2 separate regions of the Homo sapiens genome follow, and region 2 is linked to region 1. A link is an interaction called in ENCODE POLR2A ChIA-PET data of the cell type or tissue named here. Cell type or tissue: endothelial cell of umbilical vein. All regions are shown on one strand.

The links. ChIA-PET counts read pairs that join two places held together with the same protein. Peaks named below come from ENCODE experiments on the same cell type or tissue, not always from the same donor. Only the 100,000 strongest peaks of a DNase experiment are listed, where the experiment ranks them.
Region 2: POLR2A ChIA-PET joins it to region 1 with 5 read pairs; 3 of 35 experiments call an interaction of 5 or more read pairs at or near these places.

What each region holds. Positions count from the first base shown.
Region 1 is chr10:15,017,039-15,022,038 of GRCh38, forward strand. ACBD7-DCLRE1CP1 (ACBD7-DCLRE1CP1 readthrough) reads right to left here. Exons shown (of 8, transcript NR_144471.1): 4 at 4,766-4,825; 5 at 1,013-1,114; 6 at 189-253; 7 at 1-6. It also overlaps the pseudogene DCLRE1CP1. Among named protein-coding and RNA genes, the nearest start is that of OLAH, 24 kb to the right of the region's middle. In endothelial cell of umbilical vein, no CTCF peak of the experiment used is centred here; no DNase peak of the experiment used is centred here.
Region 2 is chr10:15,121,973-15,126,972 of GRCh38, forward strand. The region is part of intron 8 of NMT2 (N-myristoyltransferase 2); the gene reads right to left. Among named protein-coding and RNA genes, the nearest start is that of RPP38, 27 kb to the left of the region's middle. RefSeq lists enhancers at 904-1,083, 1,990-2,129. In endothelial cell of umbilical vein, no CTCF peak of the experiment used is centred here; a DNase peak (open chromatin) is centred at 1,919; H3K27ac peaks cover 378 bases.

The DNA of each region.
Region 1 (5,000 bases):
CTCCTCCTAGACAGGATTTTAAAGAGACATTTAACAGGTGGAGAGCCGCACATAGCCTTTTCCTTCCCAACAGTCCCAGGTACTCACACCTACGGGGACAGTTAGGATATGACCTGTCACCCTACAAACTTCCTACTAAAAACACGGGCACACCCAGATGATAACCCTTTTCCTCCAGGCAGACTTACCTGACTTGGAATTTGGTAAAATCTTGGATCACACAACATAGTATCTAAATATACACTTTGGATGTCTTTGAAAAGAAGAAAAAAATTGATGTTAGCCATCCAATGTGATATAAATTATGTGTAACTTTTTTTGTTTTTTGAGATGGAGTTTCGCTCTGTTGCCCAGGCTGAAGTGCAATGTCTGCTCACTGCCACCTCCTCCATCTCCCGGGTTCAAGCAATTCTCCTGCCTCAGCCTCCCAAGTATCTGGGATCACGGGTGTGCATCACCACTCCTTGCTAATTTTTGTATTTTTTAGTAGAGACAGGGTTTCACCATGTTGACCAGTCTGGTCTCGAACTCCTGGCCTCAAATGATCCACCCACCTCGGCCTCCCAAACTGCTGGGATTACTGGCATGAGCCACCACACCTGTTTATGGCCAGAACAATATTGTTCTGTTTATGGCCAGAACAATAATACTTTATTCAGTCATACACATAAGAACTGTACAAGGGGCCAGGCACAGTGGCTCATGCCTGTAATCTCAGCAATTTGAGAGGCCAGGGCTGGCAGATCACCTGAGGTCAGGAGTTCAAGACCAGCCTGGCCAACATGGCAAAACCCCATCTCTACTAAAAATACAAAATTAGTTGAGTGTGGTGGCACACACCTGTTATCCCAGCTACTTGGGAGGCTGAGGCAGGAGAATCACTTGAACTCTGGAGGCAGAGGTTGCAGTGAGCCAAGATTACATCACTGCCCTCCAGCCTGGGCGACAGAGCAACACTCCGTTTCACAAAACAAACAAACAAACAAAAAACCACCTATACGAGGCCCAGTACCTGCCCCCGGAGTGCAAAAGCTCCATTCTAGCAGCTTCTCCTTGCACCAATCTGAAGTCCCCTGTGTACAAGATAGTTCCATTATTGCCCTGAAATAAAAACCTGAAAAAGAAATATATCCCAGTGACTTCTGAGTCTCATATAAAATCCCAAATAAAGCAAATACATGTGAGCTGCATAGTAAATGCTTCCTGCAAATATATCCATTAAAATACAATGGTAATGGAATCCCACAGTAATTTGAACCACACCAGGCACTCAGCTGTTACCTCTTCCCTCGGGTAGAAAATAACAGAATGGAGATGCTACCCAATTTCTAATAGATGTTCCTTGTGATATGTTAGCACTTTCAATTATATGTTGAGATCATTCTTGCTCATGGAGAGAGAAATACAAGTGATGATAAAATACAAGGTCGCTGGGGAAACAGCTGCTGAAGACTTCCATTTATTTATTTATTTATTTATTTATTTATTTATTTATTTATTTTTATTTTGAGACAAGAGTCTTGCTCTGTCCCCCAGGCTGGAATGCGGTGGTGCAATCTTGGCTCACTGTAACCTCCGCCACCTGGGATCAAGCAATTCTCTGCCTCAGCCTCCCCAGTAGCTGGGACTACAGGAGTGTGCCACCAAGATAAGTGAAAACCGATGGCCACAAAAAATGTGTGCCTGACTGTTCACAGCAGCATTCTTTTTTTTTTTTTTTTGGGAGACGGAGTCTGGCTCTGTCGCCTACTCTGGAGTGCAGTGGTGCGATCAAGATTCCTGGGTTCAAGCCATTCTCCTACCTCAGCCTCCCAAATAGCTGGGACTACAGGCGGGCACTGCCACGCCCAGCTGGCACAGCGGCATTCTTCATACTAGCCAAAAGGTGGAACCAGTTCAAATGTCTATCAACTGATGCACGAATCAGGAAAATGTGGTCTAGCCATACAATGAAATATTATTTGGCCATAAAAAGAAGTGACACGTGCTGCAACATGGATGATCCTTGAAAACATCCTCAGTGAAAGAAGCCGGATATGAAATGAGCACATGTTGTATGATTCCACTCATAGGAAATATCCGGAATAGGTGAACCCATGGAGACAGAGAGTCCAATACAGTAGTGGTTGCCGGGGGTTGGGGAAGGAGAGAATAGGGAGGCATTGCGATCGCTAAAGGCTTCTTCCCTTGGGGTGCTGAAAATATTCTGAAATTGATTGTGGTGATGGATACACAAGTGTGTGACTTGATTTCTATGTCAATAAAGCTATTTACTTTTTTTTTTTTTTTTGAGACGGAGTCTCACTCTGTCGCCCAGGCTGGAGTGCAATGGCGTGATCTTGGCTCACTGCAACCTCTGCCTCCTGGGTTCAAGCAATTCTCCTGCCCCAGCCTCCCCAGCTGGGATTACAGGCGCCTGCCATCACGCCTGGCTAATTTTTTGTATTTTTAGTAGAGATGGGGTTTCACCATGTTCGCCAGGCTAGTCTTGAACTCTTGACCTCAAGTGATACGTCTGCCTCGGCCTCCCAAAGTGCTGGGATTACAGGTGAGAGCCACCAAGCCCGGCCACTATTTAACAATTTTTAAAGCCTTAGCCAGGTGCGGTGGCTCACGCCTGTAATTCCAGCACTTTGGGAGGCTGAGGTGAGTGAACCCCTTGAGGTCAGGAGTTAGAGACCAGTCTGGCCAACATGGTGAAACCCTGTGTCTACTAAAAATACAAAAATTAGCCAGGCGTGGTGGTGGGCACCTGTAATCCCAGCTACTCAGGAGGCTGAGGCAAGAGAATCGCTTGAACCCAGGAGGTGGAGATTGCAGTGAACCAAGATCGCCCTACTGCACTCCAGCCTGGGCGACACAGTGAGGCTCAGTCTCAAAAAAAAAAAAAAAAAGATTAAAGCCTGGATGAGGCCTGGTCCCGATACACACTGCACATCATACTGTTCGGCAAGGGCAAGACCTGCGGGCACTACTGCCTCTCCAGCCATCAGTAAGTGGGGAGAGCTCTGCACACACCAGGTCACTGCTCAGTGACAGTGACTCCTCATGGAAGTCTCCATTCATTCTGGAGGACCCTTTCGAATGGGTCTCCCCCTGGTTGGAGCTGGATAAACAATGCACAAAAGTCATGGCACACAGGAAGAAACATAAAAAATCAAAGTGGAGGCAAGACTGCTCAAAAGTCAGCCTGCTGTCAGCCCCCAGCTCAGGGAATGCCTTTCACCAATATCCCTGATGTGACAAGGCCACACACTATCACACTATTCCCCGGAAAAGCAGTTGGCAGAGTCCAGGATGGCATTTACAAAGGTTCACCTATTTTTTTTTTTCCTTTTTAATTCTCCCTAAACTGGCTCTGTAGTCCTCCCTCAGGATAATTTGATGGGAAGAATACTTCAACTTCAACTGTCTGATCTCCAAAGAAGAAACATCTGAAAAGGTCAGTTTCTGTTCAGATCACATTCAAACAACACAAGACACCCTCACAGTTAAACATGGCAAAGCAGTGTGCTATAATCAAGCTACAAAACCAATATTAACCAAAATAGGAAAAGGTTAAAAAAACGGGGGGTGTATGTCTATAGTCCTACTTATTAAAACCATACATTCACAAAAGTACTACTCAAAATTTAATGATGAAAAATAAATTTTTCCACTTGGCAGTGCCCCTTTTCTGAATAAGGGTTCAGAAAAAAAGTACAATATCCATGAATTTGCTGCAAAAATATTAATCACCATTTTAAATTCTGAATATTATAAAACTCAGTAAATGTGACAATAACATCAGGTAGTAATATCAACACCAGGGTTCCCATCATTAGCATGTAATAAGGAACAAAAAATAAGCCATGCCCAATCCTTTACAACATGGGAAATAAATACATCACTGTTAAGGACTAAATGTTCGTGTCCCTTCCCAAAATCCGTATGTTGAAATCCTAACCCCCAAAGTGGTTTTATTAGGAGGCCTTTGGGAGGTGATTAGTTGTTGGGCATAGAAGCCTTGTGAGTGACATCAGTGCCTTTATAAAAGATGCCCAGGGGAGCTTGTTTGCTCCTTTACTATGGGAGGACACAGGGAAAAAGACAGCATCTAAGAACCAGGAAGTGGCCAGGCACAGTGACTCACACCGGTCACCCCAGCACTTTGGGAGGCCAAGGCAGGCAGATCACTTGAGGTCAGGAGTTCAAGATGAGTCTGACCAACATGGTGAAACCCCCTCTCTACTAAAAATACAATAATTAGCTGGGCTCTGGTCGTGGTGGCAGGCGCCTGTAATCCCAGCTACTAGAGAGGCTGAGGCAGGAGAATCGCTTGAACCCAGGAGGTGGAGGTTGCAGTGAGCCAAGATCACACCACTGCACTCCAGCCTGGGTGACGGAGTGAGACTCCGTCTCAAAAAAAAAAAGAACCAGGAAGTGGGCCCTCACCAGACACGAAATCTGCTGGAGACTGGATCTTGGATTTCCAGTCTCTAGAAACCTAAGCAACAAGTGTCTATTGTATAAGCCACTCAGTCTACGGTAGTTTTGTGAGTCCAGCCCAAATGGACTTACACAATCACAAAGGGATTTTTTGCCCCTAAAACCCCACTCAATTACTAGATTTTTATTTATGGTTAAATGAGCATTCAAAATCAAAGAGAAAGATTGAGGGTATAGCTGATGGGTGGAGCATCTGACTACAAAATCAAAGAGAAATATAAACAATCATTTTAGCACCGCATTTTTTTAAAAAAATCAATATTTAATATTTAGTTACCTCTCCTGATGCTTCATCCACTAAAGATATCTGGGTAGGAGCCTCGATTTCAATAGATATCTGTAAAAATAAAATAAGAGACCATGTATGTAGCAGTTTTTCATGGCTTTATATGCCTTTGCTGTCTGAAACACAGAAACGGGGCAAAGAGAAGTTTCAGACTCTCTATATAAACAATTCCGATTACATTGTAATAAATATTTTAACAGAAAGAATTGTAAAGAAAATAATACCT
Region 2 (5,000 bases), 100 kb after region 1:
TCAAAACCAATGAGTCAGAAATGTCCAGATCTCCACTGGAAATAAATAAGCACTTCTAAATGCTAGTGGGAAGACCAAAACCATATAAAATATATATCATAGTCATTTAAAAAATTAGTTTCTGCTATGAGGCAGACTTAGCTTGATAAATTTCAAATAGCCTTTCTCAATATCAGAATTTTTTTTCTTTTGTTACTGGTTCAGTAACAATCAACAATATCAAGCAATTAGATGAATTAATGAAAGCCACAGGATATATGATATCTGTTAATAGAGAACATTCAGAAATGAAAAAAAAATTTGCCAACTTCCTTCTAGAGCAAAACATTCTTCTGGAGCACAATTCTCATTCATTGAATATCCAACTGTGAAACCACTAAAGGAACTGCCCAGCAGATCGCCTTAAAGCAGCAGTTCTCAAATATTTTGGTCTTGGGACCCTTTTACACTCTTTTTTTTTTTTGAGATGGAGTCTTACTCTGTCGCCCAGGCTGGAGTGCAGTGGTGTGATCTCAGCTCACTGCAACCTCTGCTTCCCGGGTTCAAGTGATTTGATCCTGCCTCAGCTTCCCAAGTAGCTAGGATTACAAGCACGTGCCACCACGCCCAGCTAATTTTTTGTATTTTTAGTAGAGATGCAGTTTTATCGTACTAGCCAGGATGGTCTCGATCTCCTGACCTTGTGATCTGCCCACCTCGGTCTCCCAAAGTGCTGGGATTACAGGCATGGGCCACTGCACCTGGCCTACGCTGTTAATAATGATTGAGTACCTCCAAAGAGCTTTGCTTATGTGGGTTATGCATATCCACACTTATCGCATTAGAAATCAAAACTGAGAACATTTTTAAACAAAAGACTACAGAAATACACATGCCACATGGCCTCTGGAAGACTTCACAGTATACTCAGACGAGAATGAAAGTGAAAAAATTACATACTAGTGTTATTATGAAAATAGTTAAAAAAAAAAAATGACTGCATAGATTCAAAGATCTTGGGGGACTTCCAGAGGTCCCTGGGCCACACTTTGAGAACTGCTATCTTAGGTCTCTAAAGGTTAGAAAAATAAGTAGCAGAATTTAGACAAGCAATATGTTGCCTAAATTCAGGTAAAAAGTATCATAAGTTTGGCAACTTATAAGCATTTTGAACAAATTTTTATAGAAGCATTAAAGCATAAGAGCACACCAGGATGTACCAGCTATAAAAAACAGAAAGTCCTAGAAAACAGGGTAAGAATATTTACATTTGCTGACTAATAGCTAAAATAATCTGTGTAAGAATGAAATACTGCCAGGCACGGTGGCTCACACCTGTAATCTCAGCACTTTGGGAGGCTGAGGCAGGCGGATCACAAGGTCAAGAGATCGAGACCATCCTGGCCAACATGGACTAAAATACAAAAATTAGCTGGGTGTGGTGGCACGTGGCTGTAGTCCCAGCTACTCAGGAGGCTGAGGCAGGAGAATTGCTTGCATCCAGGAGGCGGGGGTTGCAGTGAGCCAAGATCGCATCACTGCACTCCAGCCTGGCGACAAAGCGAGACTTCGTCTCACAGAAAAAAAAAAAAAAAAAAAAAAAAGAAATAACTTTTGAAAAGCAAAACAAACACTCAAATTATAACTATTGTCCTCAGAAAGAACCAGGAAGGCTATTGGGCTTACATTAAAATGGCTAGCTTCCGTATAATGGAATAGTGAAGCGGTCATGTTTTCTGAGAGTTCAATAAAATGCAGAGAATCATTTCCAGTAAATAAGAAAAATCTCAGTTTCATAAGCAAACTCTGTATCTGAATCAGATATCCTTTCCCATGGCCCAACTAATATGCATGATTCATGGGCCTCTACGTAGATTGAAATCTGTGTAAAATCTGCTTATAAGTACATAAGGAAATGAAGCTCAGAGCTCTATTAAAAAACAGTAGTGTTGTTATCTGTCAAGTTGTGGTACAAACCGTTTGAGAGCCAAGATTCCAGAGAAGAGATGTAAGCAATGATTATGGTTATTTATATGATTCAAAAAGGAGCAAACAGAATGCTAACCACTAAAAAAACCATCTAATGCCACTAAATATAGAACACCTTATATGCCTCGACATGTCTAAGCAAGCACACCCTCCTTGCAGCACAGTGCTAAGACCTTAGTGGATCATTCTCTGACTTCTGCTTTTTATCAACATCAAATTACCTTTCAGCTCATTGACACAGATGCGCAAAATCGAACTTGGAAATACTCAACACCAGATCAAAAAAACAAAACAAAATAAAATCTCCCCAAACACTGAAAGGGTAGGGAGGCATCGTAAGGCGTGTTTCTTGGGGAAACCTTAGTATTTTAGGTAACAGTTGTGAATGGCGCAGGCCCTGCGACAGCTCTGCTTCTGGCCAGCAGACTCTGAGCAAGTCAATCTGTGTTCTCATGGCCCCTTCTGTGCTATGGGGATAAGGACCCATCCTCCTGTGGCTGTTGTGATTAGTAAATGAGACTACGGCTGTTAAATGTCGAGCATAACGCCGGCCACAATAAATGTTAGCTCCTATATTCAAAAGTCCATGAAAAAGACAGAAAGCTGGCACTCCTACAAGCAAAAAGAGTAACAATGAAGCAGAAAATGAGATTGATCTATACAGCAAAAGCTGTATTCCATAAGTTTGCTTTTACGCTGAATGGTACAAAAATGTTCTTAAATAACTTGACTGCTAGCAGTGGTATCACCCATCTGGGCCCATAGGAGAGGAAGGGGCATCCGGTGTATGCAGTTCTGTCCAGTTTAACTCAAGAGGCAGACACCCAAGGGACTGCTGCCAGCACCTTCCAATTTCATAATATCTGTACTTTAATCTCTCTTTTATTCTATTAATTTACTCTTTATTTTCCTTTCCTTTCCTATGACTTAAAAGGGGGAAAGGAGACTGGGGCAAGCCAATGAGAACTGTTTGCATCTTGACAATCGTCCTTTTCTGCCTTGATTTATGCTGTACTCACAGTGAGACATTCAGTGGGGCTGAGCCATGGTGTCCCCATAGTGGGTAATGTTAGAGGGGATGGCAGAGGCAGAGGGAGCTAACAGGGAAACATGGAGGTCTGGGGCCTGCATCCCAAGCCCTCCACTTGGTGATATTAACACATCCTCGCCTAAGTGCCAACTGTCACATACCTCAGTTTCTTCATCTGTAAAATGGGGATAAGAAGTACTAACTTCAAAAGGTTGCTGTGAGAATAAATTGAATAATGTATTTGAAAGCACTTCATAACCTTCAATTTATGGGTGGGGGAAAGGCAGTCACTATCACAGCACGACTGGAACAGGACTGCTACCAGGAACCCAGGTTCACTGGAAGTAAGATGCCACAGTCTGGTTTCATAATACACGCCTATACCCAGGAGAAGATTGACTCTTGTACAAAAATATTAAGGCTGATGAATGGAGTCAAGTCAAAAATAGCTTTAGCACTTTAAGAAAATCATTGTGAGTAAACCAATGGTATGTGCTAAAACTCCTTATTCTTCACTCCATTGTAGGCAACCTACATGTAAGTGTGTCTTTTCCTTGTACATAAGCTAGGCTGCTTGAGGTTCAAGAAACTGAAATTTGGAGAGACCAAAGTGGAACAGCATTTGCCCATAGTGAAAAAAAGAGGCATTTTTGAAGTTTGTATGTATGTATGTATGTATGTACGTATGTATTTAGTTATTTATTTAGTTATTTATGAGATGGAGTCTCGCTCTGTGGCCAGGCTGGAGTGCAATGGCGTGATCTCAGCTCACTGCAACCTGTGCCTCCTAGGTTCAAGCGATTCTCCTGCCTCAGCCTCCCTAGTAGCTGGGACTACAGCCATGTGCCACCATCCACAGCTAATTTTTTAATTTTTAGTAGAGATGGGGTTTCACCATGTTGGCCAGGGTGGCCTCGATCTCTTGACCTTGTGATCTGCCCGCCTTGGCCTCCCAAAGTGCTGGGATTACAGGTGTGAGCCACCGCGCCTGGCCGAAGATTTTATTTCAATTCACACGTCACAACACTTCAAACAAAAGATCCCATCAGTGGCACACAGATTCTAAGATGGCCCCCAGTGATCCCACCTCCTGGGGTTCACAGCTGGTGTGATCTGCTCCTGTTACGTGTGGGCAGGACCTGTGATTTGGTTCTAACCAATAGAAATGGCAATGGCGGCTGGGCGCAGTGGCTCACACCTGTAATCCCAGCACTTTGGGAGGCTGAGGCGGGTGGATCACCTGAGGTCAGGAGTTCGAGACCAGCCTGACTAATATGGTGAAACCCCATCTCTACTAAAAATACAAAAATTAGCTGGGCGTGGTGGTGCACACCTGTAATCCCAGCTACTTGGGAGGCTGAGGCAGGAGAATTGCTTGAACTCAGGAGGCGGAGATTGCAATGAGCTGAGATTGTGCCATTGCACTCCAGCCTGGACAACAGAGCGAGCCTCCATCTTAAAAAAAAAAAAAAAAAGAAATGGCAATGGCGACTGGATGTCACTTTCATGAATCACCTGCATAGGGTTCTGACTTCCATCTTGCCAGCAGATCCTCTCTATAGACTCTCTCTCTCACTGGCTTTGATGAATAAGCTGCCATGCTGTGAGCTACCCTATGGAGAATCCAACATGGCAAAGAACTGAGGCCCTTGGTCCAACAGCCAGTGAGGAACTCAATCCTGCCAACAACTACAGGAGCATGGAAATGGATCCTTCCCTAGTCAAGTTTCAGATGAGACCTCAGCCCTGGCTGACACCTGGGTGGCAACTTCAGGAGAGACCCTGAACAAAGCACAGGACTCAGCTAAGCTGTGACTGGATTTCTGGCCCACAGAAGCTGTGTGATAATAAATGTTGTTTTAAGCAGCTCAGTTTGTGGTCATTTTTTACATGGCCATAGATAACTAATATAGCCAAGCCCCAAATAAAGCCAAGTCTAGAAAGCACATTTATATTTTTCCCTATTAAAAATGATAACTTGGCTGGGCGTGGTGGCTCACAC